Linked DNA regions of Homo sapiens: region 2 is linked to region 1. A link is a loop called in an ENCODE intact Hi-C map of the cell type or tissue named here. Cell type or tissue: endothelial cell of umbilical vein. All regions are shown on one strand.

The links. Hi-C counts contacts between places; a loop is a spot of excess contacts. Peaks named below come from ENCODE experiments on the same cell type or tissue, not always from the same donor. Only the 100,000 strongest peaks of a DNase experiment are listed, where the experiment ranks them.
Region 2: a loop joins it to region 1, with 10 times the contacts of the local background. A loop is called at or near these places in 3 of 110 quality-filtered maps.

Annotation. Positions count from the first base shown.
Region 1 is chr15:70,888,479-70,896,478 of GRCh38, reverse strand. It overlaps THAP10 (THAP domain containing 10), which reads left to right and starts at 4,046. Exons shown (of 3, transcript NM_020147.4): 1 at 4,046-4,635. The coding sequence starts at 4,207. LRRC49 (leucine rich repeat containing 49) reads right to left here and starts at 3,653. Exons shown (of 16, transcript NM_017691.5): 1 at 3,537-3,653; 2 at 2,839-2,895; 3 at 543-630. The coding sequence starts at 3,584. RefSeq lists an enhancer at 3,693-4,391. In endothelial cell of umbilical vein, a CTCF peak has its summit at 3,324 (motif pointing left); DNase peaks (open chromatin) are centred at 3,328 and 3,838; H3K4me3 peaks cover 1,782 bases; H3K27ac peaks cover 1,831 bases.
Region 2 is chr15:71,292,011-71,300,010 of GRCh38, reverse strand. The region is part of intron 6 of THSD4 (thrombospondin type 1 domain containing 4); the gene reads right to left. It overlaps LOC124903520 (a long non-coding RNA gene), which reads left to right. Exons shown (of 2, transcript XR_007064700.1): 1 at 1-4,852; 2 at 5,092-8,000. Among named protein-coding and RNA genes, the nearest start is that of THSD4-AS1, 110 kb to the right of the region's middle. RefSeq lists a silencer at 4,407-4,701 and an enhancer at 3,951-5,150. In endothelial cell of umbilical vein, no CTCF peak of the experiment used is centred here; DNase peaks (open chromatin) are centred at 3,940, 4,710 and 5,780; H3K27ac peaks cover 3,313 bases.

The sequences.
Region 1 (8,000 bases):
TGCACATTTCCAAATCCCGCTCAAGACCTACAAAATCAGAATGGGGAAGATGGAGGGGGAGCACTAAGAATGTGCATTTTTAACAAGATCCCAAGATCCCAAGTGATAGACACTAGAGTTTAAAGCCTTTAATATAAAATCTATAATTATATGTGACAGTAACAGGGAAAGATTGTTTCTTCTCTACTCCTGACTTTACATTCTTTCCTGATTTCCTTAATATTTGTGTTCCCATACTCTTACTCTAATTAGCGACTTCCAAATACTGTTCTAATACAGTATTTGAAACATTCTTTTTCCATTCTCTAGTGTATAGCCCACCCTCAAAGTAAAATAATAACAGCTTTTTTCTGTATTGGAAATAATCTACTATGCTACATATATATAACCAATGATTTAAAAAAATACCAAACCAATTTGGTCCCAATGAACAATTTCATTTTAAATTCAAGTTTATTTGGATCTAGTAATTCAACATTATTAAACACTTAATATTATTCAAAGATGATGAACCACATCTGATCTCTATTCACTGACAATACCTTGCCTACTTGAGTAGTTTCTTTCAAGGTCATGTTGTAAAAGTCTACCGGGGAATGACGATGTGTCTTTATTTAGCTTGAATTCAACCTGAAAAACATTATTAAAGAAAAAAATATTTGGAGACAAATTTAACACCAAGCAGTGAAGATAAATTAAAAAAACATATAATAACTGATACACATGGTACAATGTGGATGAACCTTGAAAACATCATGCCAAGTGAAAGAAAACTGACACAAAATACCACATTGGCAAATCCATAGAGATGGAAAGCATATTTGTGGCTTCCAGGCATTTAAGGGAAGCAGGGAATGGGAAGTAACTGCTTAATGGGTACAGGGATTCCATTTGGAATGATGAAAAAATTCTGGAACTAGATAGAGGTGATGGCTGCACCTCTATCATTGTATTTTACCACCCACAAAATCAGGATCAATTTTATGAGGTCAGATACAAGATATTCCAAGCTGAGACACTTCCAATCCCTCCACGCTCTCACCACAAATACAATGATTAAAAGAATCATTTGCTTCAAAAAAAAACACACAATATAAATAAAATGCTGTTGAAAAAATCACTGTTTTGATCATTATAATCCTTTTAAATGTCCTATTATAATATAATAAAATTGTATATTTAAGCCTTCTAAGAAAGGTTTTCACTTGATCTAAAACTGATCTAAAATAATTATCTGGTGGGAGGACTGAGAAAAACAAAACCAGAACAACTTCTTATGATTAGCCACAAAAAACCCCAAATATGTATCTTGAATTAATTAAGATACTTCTAATGTATCCATACTATAAACATTATGTTGGCATTTGCATTATATCCTTAGGAATTATATGACCTAAAGGTATTTTCTCAGAATAGATGTCCACACAAGAGAAAGTGAATGGTTTGGAAAAAATATTTAGATGAGGCACACAGCTCTAGAAACATTATAATGGTGGAAAAGGATTTGTCCAGAGAAATCAATTAGGAAAGCTCTGGAGAGAATCCATTATGCTCAATTATAATAAATAATATTTTCAATTAATCTAACTGCTGTTTATTTGAGATGATCAAATTGTCTATTTTCTGAGTGTTTACCATTTTCATATTCATATATAATGTAATCAACAGCTGCCTCCTTGACTAACGATGTCCTTCCATTTACCTTCCTCATGCCTTTTCTTACCCTTCTTCATGCTGTTATGTGTGAACTCTGCCCTTCACTTTAGAGTTCTTCCAGTGACGCCTATTTAATAACTTTTTAGGACACACCTGAATTGTGATGGTTAGAGGTTTCCAACTTGGTCAAAGGAGGAAAAATCATGTTGTGTCTTGAGACATAGTGTGTAGAAAGTAGGTAAGTATAAATGCTGAGGTGAGACAGAAAGGAAAGAAAAACATGTTTATCTCAAAATCTCAAAAATTAAATCAAAAGCCAGAAATTCTAGAAATGCTAGAGACATTATGGGGAAATAATCTTGGGGAAAAAAATCTCATATTCATATCGTAACTTCTAAATAACGTTAAGTCTAACATGTGTCCACTGCTAACCTATTTTTTTCTTCCCTGATTTTAAATGGGATGTGTGGATATGCCCTCCCAATTACCATTTTATCTAAGGTGTCATTAGTAGTAAGACATACCATTATTTTACCCTCTATTAAGAAAGAAAAAAAACCTCCCCAATTAAACTATGACATGCCATCAATTTTAAGAAGGCTCCTGATTTCAGAAATGTGTAAATATCACTGGGTGCGGTGGCTGTTGCCTGTAATCCCAGCACTTTGGGAGGCCAAAGCAAGCGGATTGCTTCAGCTCAGGAGCTCGAGAACAGCCTGGGCAACATGGTGAAACCTGTCTCTACAAAAAATACAAAAATATTAGCCGGGCGTGGTGGCATGCACCTGTGGTCCCAGCTATTCAGGAGGCTGAGGTGGGAGGATCGCTTGAGCCTGGGAGGCAGAGGTTGCAGTGAGCCAAAATTGTGCCACTGCACCCCAGCGCCCCAGCCTGGGTGATACAGCTAGACCCTGTCTCAAGAAAAAAAAAAGTGTAAATGTCAAAAAAAAAAAACAAAAAAACCCTTACCCTTTTGTAATCAATAAAATCACATTAAGTTTTTTAAAGAGGGCTATTTTAGCTTTATGTAGGCAGAAAGTAAGAACTAGCTTTAAACTGGAAATCAAAGCAAATCTACTTAAATTTTTCAGTTTAGAATCTATCTACACTTTAAGTCATGCTGCTATTTGTGTAGAATTTAAAACAATCTTCAATTTAAATGCCAACCTTCTTAAATCTTACTTTGTTTTTTTCAGGAAGCGATGATGTTTGAATAACCAGATGAAGCCCGCAGTTCACCTGAAATGTAAAAATTAAACCATAAAATTTGCTCTTAATACACAAACACATATTTCCAAAAAAAAAAAAGGTACAAACAGAAATACAACAAAAAAATAGAACACAATGCTCTATTTCTGTTTCTGGTAAATGATCTTGTTCTGAGGATTTGCTGAAAACAATAAAATCACATCTAAGAATTAAAAGGTTTCACTGATTTATTTTCCAAAATGTCGGCAGCAATTTAACCCTCTAGTTAGTACCTCAGGCTTTCGACATTTGCCATTCAGGTCTAAATAAACATCTCAATGAGACAGGTGAAGGAGGTGGGAGTCCCTAATGATAAATTCTCTTCACAGTTAAAAGGAAAAGAAAAGAAAAAGGAATTGACTGGCCAAAGGAATTTAAATAAACCCAAGCCTTTCACAGCAGACCAGCTCCACCTTCTGGGGAGCCCAGATCCTGGACAAGACTTTGAGTACCCATCATACAATATTAAATTGTGCCTTGGTCCAGCCCACGAACCTCAAACCCTGGTCAGACAATAGCTTGAGTAGACCCAGCGGTGCCGGTCCTAATAATACAGCCCATCTCCTAGGACAAAGACGCCAGTCAGAAAGAGTACCAGTGGGAAGAAAGAGAAAGTAGAAGGCCCAACTTACGTTGTTCGCAGCCCGGCCAGAAACAGAGCGATATTTCCCGGGAATCATGATAGGAGACAGTCCAGGTTCTCTGTTAGATCTGCCTTCCAGGTGACGCTACAGCGGAGATTCAAAGAGACCCGAAAGAGGTCATCTCCCAGGCAACCTGCTCAGGGTTACCATGGAAACGACCATTTCCGGTCTGGACCTCTCCCGAATCGATAGAGCCACACAGTCGTTGCAGCTTCTAGTTGTATTCGTGAGAGCCCAGTGCGTCACCACTTCCTCGTTCTATTTTCCCAGCCTCATAAAAACAGAGCGGGAGTATTGGGAGGAGGATAAGCTGGGGAAGAGGCTGGCCACACTGGTTGCTATAACCACCACCACTTCCGGTCCGTTCCTCTTTACGGCCCACCTCAGCGCTGCCCGCGCGAAATTTGTATCCCTCTGCTTGTGTCCACTGGCTCCTGGGGAGCAGCGCAGGGAGGAGGAGGAGGAAGATATCAAAGAGCCCTCCCATTGGGGGCCCCAGATCGCCACTTCCGGTGACCAGAGGTAGGGAAGGAAACAATCCCGACCCGGAGTGGACAGGTGAGGAGGGGAGGACTTGCCTCGCCGAGGCCGCTGCGAGGAGCGTGCCCAAGGGCGAAGGTCCAGGGAACCCGGCTCCCGCGCACCGAAGACGGCCGCCATGCCGGCCCGTTGTGTGGCCGCCCACTGCGGCAACACCACCAAGTCTGGGAAGTCGCTGTTCCGCTTTCCCAAGGACCGGGCCGTGCGGCTGCTCTGGGACCGCTTCGTGCGGGGTTGCCGCGCCGACTGGTACGGAGGCAATGACCGCTCGGTCATCTGCTCTGACCACTTTGCCCCAGCCTGTTTTGACGTCTCTTCGGTTATCCAGAAGAACCTGCGCTTCTCCCAGCGCCTGAGGCTGGTGGCAGGCGCCGTGCCCACCCTGCACCGGGTGCCCGCCCCGGCACCTAAGAGGGGAGAGGAGGGAGACCAAGCAGGCCGCCTGGACACGCGAGGAGAGCTCCAGGCAGCCAGGCATTCTGAGGCTGCCCCAGGTCCAGTCTCCTGTACACGCCCCCGAGCTGGGAAGCAGGCTGCAGCTTCACAGGTAAAGAGAGACCACCGAAGGTTGTGTAAGGACCCCTGGACTCTGGCTGGGCTCCTCCACTTAGTGTCACCTTGGGAAAGGCACCTCATCTCGAAAGTTCCTGTTTTCTAATCTGCAAAGTTAGGGGTGTGCTTTAGAGGTGATCTCCAAGGTCCCACTTATCATTAACACTTTGGAATTAAGTGACCCAGTTAATTCCTTCTAACTGCTCCTCCCCCAAAACTCACACACACACACACACACACACACACACACACACACACACACACACACACAGAGTCTTGTCCTGCAGAGTAGTGAGTTGCTTTCACTCGCTGCTCCAGAGTTTTTAAATAGAAAGGGTTTAATTTGAGCAAATCTCCAGGATTGGAGTGCTTGAAACTGTGTTGCATAACATTACATAAGCTTGAGGAAAGTCCCTTATTTGTGTCACAAATGATGGGGCGAAGGAGATGTGGAGCTACAGATGAAGATGATGGAGCTTGCTAATAAATCCCTTCCCACCCCAAGCTTCCTTTATGACTGATAACTAGCTCCAGCTGCCTTTAAGTTCAGTATCCCTAGTGAGCTGACTTTCCCCATCTTGCTCTCTTCTGCCTACTTTTCTGTTCCTTCTAAACATTGTTTGCACTCATTTTGCATCTGGTTACTACTACCTTCTTCCCCACGTACCATTTTAAAGAAAACTTTCCAGCCTTCCTTGTGATAAACTTCAGCCTTGCCACCATTACACAGATTAAATTATAGCAAGAGGTTAGTAATTTCCTCAGGGGTCTGTAATCCTTACTTAGGTCCGGTTGCCAGACCAACACTCTTTCTGCAGTACTAACCTGCTTCCTACATTGGGGTGGGTATTTAAGACCCTTTAATGGCATCTTGCAATTATTAAGATAAAGAGCAAAATTATTAACCCAATTTACATGGCCCTGCATGTTTTTTCCCCCTGCATACCACACTAGCCCTAACCAAGGCCACTGTCCCTGTTGCTCACTGTGTACCATCATGCTGACCTTTCAGTTCTTGGACATACTATACTATATTACTTCCTACCAACAAGACTTTGCTCAGTTGTTGCATGTATTATAATATCCTGGAACTATGCCCCTCCCACTCCCATCATTGCCAATTAAGTCTTTTTCCCTTAAAAATCAGCTAAACATCTTTCCCCTTGATCCCTTAGTTATGTACTCTCATTCTTCGTGTACTCCATGTGATTCAATAGCACAGATACTTCAGTAGCACTTACCATAATTGCCATGAAATAATTGTGTAGTTTGCTTAATATTTGTTTCTCATATTAGAATGTAAGCTCCATGAGAGCTAGGATCATGTCTGATTTCTTTGCCATTGTATTGCAGTGCCTAAAACAATATTTTACAAATTTAAGTAATTCAATAAATATTTATGGAATGATTACATGACTATAAGAACAAATTTTTGCATTATAATTGAATTTTCAATTATCTGCCAGTTTCCCTCCTCACCAAGCTGTATACCTGTCAAGATAGCTGTCCTTTCCTTGAACCATCTGTCCACCATCACCACCTATACAAACTTTGCCCAAACATATACATCCACATACATATATATGTGTGTAGCAAGAGAGATAAATACTAAACATGTGCCACACACATCCCCCTACACCATTTTTCTTCTTCATAATTACACAACCTAATCAAAAATTGGGAGAAGAAAAGCCAAGCTAGTCAAACAACCAAAGTCTTTATAACCCATAAAAACTAACCGTTGGGAAACAGATCCAGCATACATAATAAATCTGTTTTCCATTTAGTAAGTATAACCAGCCAACATTTATAACAATCCATAGTACATTAATATACTTGCTGAATTACTAGAAAACTGTGAGTTCTAAAATAGTCACTTTAAAAGTATATAAGGTTAAAAAGATTTTGAGTTGATAGCAATAAATGTTTAGCCTGGTCTGGATAAAGAACCCTAACCACATCGCTAAAAAATTGGCTTGTCTATCTGACTTCTTCCCCCACCCAATGTTTTTCTTCCCAATCCCAGGACTAACTGTCTAAAAATCAGATTTCCAGTGATTCTGCAACATTTATTGAAGAGCTATTGTAGACACTGTTCTGGGTGCTTGGTGCTATATATGGATCAATATAAATATGAGTGTTACATATCTTTAGGGGGCTTCCAAAAAGATAAGACACCACTTCCAAGGAAAGAAAGGGGCTTATTTATTGTTTTCCCTTAACTGTTAATTTTGCATTCTTTTTTAAAAAACCCAACTGAATTTTTTAAATTGTTGACTTGAACTATAGCAAATACACAGAAAAGTGAACAAATCTTAAGTGGACAAGTCATTAAATTATCATAAACTGAACATGTGTAACCACAACCCAAGTCAAAGAAACAGAACATTGCTAGCACCCCAGGAGTCCCTATATCACCCCATATCCAGCCCCTCCCCTCTCCTCAAAGGTAACCAAGTTTGCTTTTTTTTGGGGGGGGGATTTCATATAAATCAAATCATACTGTAGCCATTTTCTGTGTCTGGCTTCTTTTGTTCAACATTACATTTTTGAGATTCATCCATATTGTTGCATAGAACAGTAGTTCATTTTCATTATTATGTAGTATTCCATTGTATGAATATACCAAAATTTGTCTGTCTATTGTTGAACATTTGGGTTTTTACCCATTGGGGCTATCATAAGTGATACTACCATAAACTCTTGTATATGTGTTTTGGTCCACGTGTGCACACATTTCTGAGGATATATACCTAGAATTGCTGGGTCATAGTATTACATTAAACTTCAGTAGATAATACCAAATAGTTTTCTAAAATACTTGTACCAATTTACACTTCTACCACAAGTTTGATAGTTTCCATTGTTCCACATTCTTGCCTATACGTGGGATTTCTAGTCTTTCACATCTGAGTCCATTTGCAGAGTGCGTAGTAATGTTTTTGCTTTTCATCCCCCGATTACTGATGAAATTAGTAAGGAAACACCTTTTCAAATATTAATTGGATATTTAGGTAGCCTTCAGTGACATGCCCTTTTAAATCTAGCCCATTTTTCTGTTGGATTGTCTGTCTTTTCTTGTTGATTTAGAATTTTTAATAGATTCTACCTGGAAGTCCTTTTTCAGTTAAATGTTTTTATCTTCTCCCACTATGGGTTGCCTCTTGGTTCTTAATAATGTCTTTTGATGTACTGAAGTTCTTAATTCTGATGTAGTCCAAATTACCAATAATTTTCCTTATTCTTAATACTTAAAACATTTTACTATGCTGTTTGTAATAAACTTTGTTGTTTTTACTTTTTATATTTAGATCTAATTCAGAATTGATTTTTGTGTTTGGTGTGAGGTAGGATTTAAGT
Region 2 (8,000 bases), 400 kb before region 1:
CATGGCTAATATATATATATATATATATATATATTTTTTTTTTTTTTTTTGGTAGAGACAGGGTCTCATTATGATGCCCAGGCTGTTCTGAAACTCCTGGCCTCAAACAATCCTGCCTGGGCCTCCCAAATTGCTGGGATTACAAGTGTGAGCTATCACGTCCAGCCCAATGTTATTTTTAATTGACAAATAAGAAATGTATGAATTTTATGGGGTACAATATGTGTTATGGCACATGTATACATTGCAAAATGATTAAATCAGGCAAATTAACATACCCATCACCTAAGATACTTATCATTTCTTAGTGATAAGGACAATTGAAGTCTACTCTTTTAGTAATTTTGAAATATATGTTATTAACTGTAGTCATGATGCTGTGCAATAGATCACTAGAACTTATTCCTTCTAACTGAAACTTTGTACCCTTTGACTAACAGCTCCCTCTTCCCCATTATAGCCACCATTCTACTCTCTGCTTCTATGAACTGAACTCTTTAGATTTCACATACAAGTGAGATAATGCAGTATTTGTCTTCTTCTGCCTGGCTTATTTCACTTAGCATAAAGTCCTCTACATTCACGCATGCTGTCACAAAGCACATTGTTTTTCTTTTGCTCAATGCAGCCTGCAAGTTTCAGAGCAGAGGTGAAATACCCAGAACAGAGGAGTGGCTGCCTCCAGTGGTCTTCCTTTCTCCCCTTTCTCCTAGCACAGCTTCTTCTCTAAACAGTGTAAATAGTTGAATATCGAAGCATCCACAATTCTTAACTTGCTGCTATGAAGAAACCAAGAATTTTAAACTAAAACTGCAAATGGCTTAAGTTTTAAAACTTCAAAATATATTAAAACATTTAGATGAGTACCATCAACAGTCATGTTACCTCATTCCCGCCTCTTTTAATGGTCATTCTGCTATGTGGTTATTGTTCCTCCTGTCCAACTCAGTAAGATAAAGGCGACTCAGACTAGAGACTCATGAAATAACAGGGCAGAACCTGAGATCACCAGGCAGGTGCTGAGGGTGTACCAGGGACTCAACAACAAAGGTTCTGCTTCTCCAGCCATTGAGGTGATTGAAATAAAAGGTCAGCACTGGGCTGTGTGCACGGCTCACGCCTGTAATCCTGGCACTTTGGGAGGCCGAGGCCGGTGGATTGCCCAAGCTCAGGAGTTCGAGACCAGCCTGGGCAACAGAGTAAAACCCCGTCTCTACTAAAATACAAAAAATTAGCCGGGTGTGGCGGCGTGTGCCTGTAGTCCCAGCTACTCAGGAGGCTGAGGCAGGAGAATTGCTTGAACCCAGGAGGCAGAGATTGCAGTGAGCCGAGATCGCACCACTGCACTCGAGCCTGAGCAACAGAGCAAGACTCTGCCTCAAAAAAAAAAAAAAAAAAAAAAGTCAGCACATATCCAGGGGTCAGTCTCAGTCTCACAGAAGGAGGGAAATATCTAAGGGGGGGACTAGAAGAGAAGAAATAAAGCCTCATCTGGTGGAAAAAGAATAGAGACACCAGATATGTATAGCTAATTTTACAGTATACATAGCTGATACCCCGGTCTAGTAGCAAAATAACAGTGGGATGGCTGGTTAATAACAGAAGGAGGCCTTTAAAAAGAAGAACAAAGTTGGAAGACTTACATTTCCTGATATAAAATGTGCTACAAAGCTACAGTAATGAAGACAGTGTGGTGTTATTGTAAGGTCAGACATATAGATTAATGAAATAGAATTGAGAGTCCAGAGAAATCCTTGTATCTATGATCAGTTGATTTTGGATAAAGGTACCAAGACCATTCAAAGGGACATAGTCCCTTCAACAAATCATGCTGGGACAACTGAATAGCCCCTCCAAAAAATGAAGTTAGAACCCTACCTTACACCATATACAAAAATTAACTCAAAATGAATCAAAGACCTAAATTTAAGTGCTAAAATTATAAAACTCTTAGAAGAAAACACAAGGGTAAATCTTTACATCCTTAGATTTGGGCAATGAATTCTTAGATACGACACCAAAAATATGAGCAACGAAAGGAAAAAAACAGATAAACCATCAAAATAAAAATTTTTGTGCATCAAAGGACTATCAAGAAAGTGAAAAGACAAATGGCAGAATGGGAAAATGTTTGCAAATTATATATCTGATAAGGTTCCAGTATCCAGAACACACAAAAAAACTCTCAAAACTGAACAACAAAAAGACATACAACCCAATTTAAAAATAGGCAAAAGAGCAGGGTGCAGTCGTGTGCAGCTGTAGTCCCAGCTACTTGAGAGGCTGAGGTGGAAGGATTGCTTAAGTCCAGAAGGTGGAATCCAGCCTGGGCAACATAGTGAGACCACCCTACTGTCTTTAAAAAGGAGGAGGAAAAGGCCGAGCGTGGTAGCTCACGTCTGTAATCCCAGCACTTTGGGAGGCCAAGGCAGGCGGATCACAAGGTCAGGAGTTCAAGACCAGCCTGACCAACATGGTGAAACCCTGTCTCTACTAAGAATACAAAAATTAGCCAGGCATGGGGGCACGTGCCTGTAATCCCAGCTACTCAGGAGGCTGGGGCAGGAGAATCACTTGAACCTGGGAGGCAGAGGTTGCAGTGAGCTGAGATTGCGCCACTGCACTCCAGTCTGGGTTACAGAGCGAGATTCCGTCTCAGAAACAAACAAACAAACAAACAAACAAACAAAAAAAAGAAGAGGAGAGCAAAGGACTTGAATAAATATTTTTCTGCAAATAAGATATATGAATGGCCAATAAGCACACAAAAACATGAAAAGAAGCTCAACATCATTAGCCATTCAAGAAATGCAAATCAGAACCACAATGAATACCACTTCACACCCACTACTAGGATGGATATAATTAAAAAAAAATAAATAACAAGGATGTGAAGGAAATGGGTTAATATTATGCTATGTGAATTTCACCTCATTAAAAACAATAGAAGACATATAAATGGGCAATAAGCTCATGAAAAGATGTATAATAATGGAAGCAGGGATGGGGCAGAAACAGCCAAAAGAAAGAAAAGAGCACTGAGGTCCATTACAGTAGCATTTCACAGGTTATCTCATTTAATCCTTTCAAGAGACTTCATGATGTCGATGTTATTAATCTCATTTTGCAGATGAGAAAACAGAGGCTCGGAGCAATTAAAAATCTAGTTATAGCTAATAAATGGCAGGGTCGGGATGAGGCTTCTCAACAAGTTACCAAAATGACTGCAACCAAGATTATAACTTAAAGGAATACGACGTTTTCAGATGCACTGAAAACTGGACCCTTGATTTTATGGCACTTTTACAATGTGATAACACATAAAAACCTGTGATAAAATTTTATGTCCATGAAGCCAGGGACACAAAGCCTTGGCCAGTGTGGAGGATAATGCAGGACAGGTGCTGCGCAGAGTTATGCACGCTGCTTGGCCAACTCCCTCAGCCCTGCTCTGCGTACTGATTCTCTGATCCAAAGACAAACACCCAGAGAGACTTGGCAGGAAGGTGCGTCTTGCCCGAGAGGCACAGACTAATAGAGACAACAGGCCTTAGGGAGGCTTCAGAGGTCATCCGGTCTTAGTGGGCCGAAACACATATCCACGAACCAGATGTATCTGAATTACCTGGGGAGCTCATAAAATGCAGATTCCTGGGCCCCATGCCAGACCTCAGGTGGGTAGGGCACAGAAATGACAATTTTTAAAAAGCTCTCCAGAGGGTAACCCTTATCTATTGTTGATGGGAATGTAAAATGGTACAGACACTTTGGGAAACAGTTTGGCTATTTCCTGAAAAGTTACACATAAGAGTTACCATTTGACCCAGTAATTCCACTTCTAGGTATATACGCAAGAGAAATGAAAACATACGCCCTCACAAAAATGTGTCCATGAATGTTCTAAGCAGCATCATTCATGACTCATCAACTGGATCAAATATCCATCAACTGATAAGTAGATAAATAACATGTGACATATCATACAATTGCCATATTATTGAGCAATAGAAAGGAATAGGCTATCAATACATGCTACAGTATTAATGAACCTCAAGTATGTTATATTAAGTAACAGAAGCCAGATGCAAGAGACCACACAGTGCATGATTCTATTTATGTGAAACATCCAGAAAAGGTAAATCTACAGGGGCAGAAAGTACATAGCTTACTTGTTGCCTAGGGCAGGGAGTGGGAGTGGATGGGGATATTACTGACATGATAAAAATGTTCTAATACTGATTTATGCTGATAGTTGCACAACTTGGTAAACTTACTAAAACTCATTGATTGTAAAATGTGACTCAATAGAGCTGGCTTTTTTTTTTTAAAGAAAATGTCCCCAGGTGATTCTGACGTTCCAGCAGATTTGAGAACCACTGAATTCCAATATACTTACTGTGCAATGAGGAACCTGAAACCCAGAGAGGGAAATGATTCACCCAGAGTCACAAAGTGAGTTCATACAGAGCCAGATTGCCTCTGATCTGTGTCTCCACAAAAGGAAATGGAACGCTAGGAGATGACCTGATGAAATTAACCAAAGGGGACTGCCAATCTCAATGAGTCAGTCCCCATTAAACCCTTTTCCCCCTTAACTCGCAGGAAGCTGGTTTGTTTTGCCTGACTGAACCAGGAAAGGGGCTCAGGAAGCAGCTGTAGGCCAGTGAAAGGACTACAGGCTTGGAGTCAGAAGGCCTGGGTTCAAACTTGGCCTTGAGAGTTCATCGTGATCCTGGGCCAGTCACTTCACTTCCTAGGGACTCATCTGGTTCATCCATCTGTAAACAAAGCCGATCATATCACCCTCCCAGGATCACTGCAGGACCAGTAAGGAAGATATTGAGTAATCCAGGTAGGAGATGATTTCCTTCCTGCCTAATCTGAAACCACAGATGTCCAGCCCAATCTGTTTATCTTAAGGCTACAACCAGAGCATCCCTTCCAGCCTGCAGGGCACTCACATTCCCTGACGCAAGCGCCACTCACCCACCCCAATCTTGGACCCAGTCCCAGCTTGATCCCAGTTCCCAGGTGCCATAAAACTCTGGAAAGGTGGAAACAAGACTGTATTTTTTTTTTTTTTTTTTACAGCTGTGAGAACTGCAGACTGAGAACAATAAGTATTTTTAAAATAACAACCTTCCGAGTGACCACCGACGCATCAAATACTGGATTGGGCGTGGTGTTATTATAAGACCAAGAGAATGTAAAACATCCTGTAACATATCTTAGTAGAAGATCTTTGCCAAGGGAAAGAAATCTGTCTTCTATCTAAGAGGAATGTTTGGTAATCGTTTGGGCCTTGGATAAACTCAGGCCATACGTCTTGGGCCAGGCATTTACATTATGGACTAATCATAGAGCCCTGCAGTGAATATAGACATTGTGGAGTAAGAGTAGGTTACCGAGATGGTCATGGCAGCTTTGACACTCACAGAGACATGCAGCCTGTGTCCGGATGGGGAACATTCAGGCCAAGACCCTTTCTTAAAAGGAAAAATGTGAACGCTGGTATCCCCTGAACGGACCCCATCTAAGTGGATCCTGAACTCCCAGCCTGTGCCATCAGATAAGAATGTCAACATGGCAGAGGGCGAAGGTAAGAAGGGACCCGTCCAACTCAGCCTGCTTGGGTCACATTTTGTTTGCTTTATCAGGTCCAAGAGAAATCTGACTTCTTTGAGGGACCTGTGGGTGTCATTCACAGGGACTCCTGGTAACTGAGCTAGACAGTGAAAAACAGGCATTCTCTGTAAAAGGGCACTTGGGACTGACAAGAAGACAGAAGAAACAGAAGCTCGCCACTCATGACAGCAGCACAGGCGTAGGCTTGGAGAAAGAAAGATGAACTTGAGAGCCTTTGGTTCAGAGAGGTGTTACAGACTTGCTGAAAATGTAACTCCAAGCAGCAGCAGAAGATAAATGAGAACAGAAGGAGCTAGAAGGGAAATGGACTAAAGCAGGAAAAATACAAAGAAAAGCAAAGGCTAGGAGATCAAACATCTAAAACAATACTAGCAAACACATAGCACATGTACTGCAAGTGCCCTGCCCCAGGATTCACGGTGGTCTCACACCCTTCAGGGACCCCCCAGGCAGCCACTGGGAGGGACTGTTTCATGTGCACCTCCCAGGCCTGAAGCAAAAGCCTAGACTTTCCACTTCCAGTTAAACATGGAAGAGTGACCATCTTACACCTCCTCTCCCTTCCAAAACCCTACTAAATTTCCTACTGTTAGGGAATTTTAAAACGTTTTAACCTATGAGGACAAAGCAAAAAGAGAGGAGATATCCACAAATAAAGATTTCAGCAAACTTGGAGAAAAGTAGAGGAAAGCGTTGTAATTGAGTGTAAGTTGCAAACATTCATATCCACTGTGGAGGAAACTTGAGAACAAAGCCATCTGGACTGACAGACACCCCAGTAGCCCAGCCCTCGGAGGCACAGGAACCATGAAAGATGAGGCTCTGGTTCATGATGGAAAACTGAGCTACTAAGCCCATGTTATGCAGCCAGGCTACTACGTAACCCCCATGCTCCTCCCCAAGCAGGGGAGAGGTTTACTCTTCAGAGAAACTGAGAAGGGGCTGCAGACCCAGGAAACAGGCACCATGGAGAACAGAGCTCAGGGCAAGGGGCACCCAGAACACCAACCACACGTCCACCTCCACAGGCAGGAGATTCAAGGGTTCTTCTCTGGAGAAAACCAACCACCTGAGAGGAAAACCATCTACATAATGACAGTTGTGTGCAGGGTTCCAACAAAAAAAGATAGCTCAAAATCTGTTCTCCTAAAGAAAAGCTCATCAACCAACTACCCCACCTATGCATGCTGAGCTGCACGGCACAGGGCATCTGCAGCACATGCACGTAGAACTTTCGACCTGTCCAATATGGATATACTCTAAAAGCTGACAGCCATCTGGGGAAAGCCCCTGACAAGAAAGGCAGGGTTAACACAAACACAAAAAGAACTTGGAGGTGAGGGGATAGGCAGGGAAAATAAAAAGAACTTCAAAAGTCCTGTTATATTTGGCCAGGTGCGGTGGCTCATGCCCGTAATCCCAGCACTTTGGGAGGCCAAGATGGGCGGATCACAAGGTCAGGAGATCAAGACCATCCTGGCTAACACAGTGAAACCCTGTCTCTACTAAAAATACAAAAAATCAGCCGGGCGTGGTGGTGGGTGCCTGTAGTCCCAGCTACTCGGGAGGCTGAGGCAGGAGAATGGTGTGAACCCGGGAGGCGGAGCTTGCAGTGAGCTGAGATCGCACCACTGTGCTCCAGCCTGGGCGACAGAGCAAGACTCCGTCTCAAAAAAAAAAAAAAAAAAATCCTGTTATATTCTTAAAGAATGTTAATTAAAGTATGTTAAGATAGTGCATCCATGAAACAAGAACAGAATGCTATGTGAAGGAAATAATCAGAAACTAGAAAGGTCTTAGAAATTACATGGTCATAAAAATTAAAGAATTCAACAGAGAATTTAGAAGACAGTCGAGCAAATACCACAGAAAGGAGAACCAAAAATAAAAACAGAAAATAGGAAAGACAAGGAAATTTGAGATGCTGTCCAAAACAGCATTCCAGAAATAAAGAACAGAGAATATACAAAGAAGGAAAGTATCAAAGAAATATTGGAAGAAACTACACAAGCATGAGTTTCTACCTTGAAAGGGTTCATCAAAAGGGATGCATAGGAGACAATGGATATTCAAAGGCCCTCCCCGAGATACCTCATCACAACGTACCGGAATGCCAGAAATCAACCGAAGACCTGAAAAGCATCCAGAGGCAAAATTCAATCACACACAAAACAAAGAGCATCAGGATGGCATTGGTCTTACCACAAGCAGAATGCTGGAAGACAATGGTGGAATACCTTCAGAACTCTAAGAAACAAATGATTTCCAACACTGATTTCCAAAACTGGTTTAATTATGTCAAGTCTAGGGTGCAATCAACACATTTTAGATATGCAGAAGCTAAAACAATACTT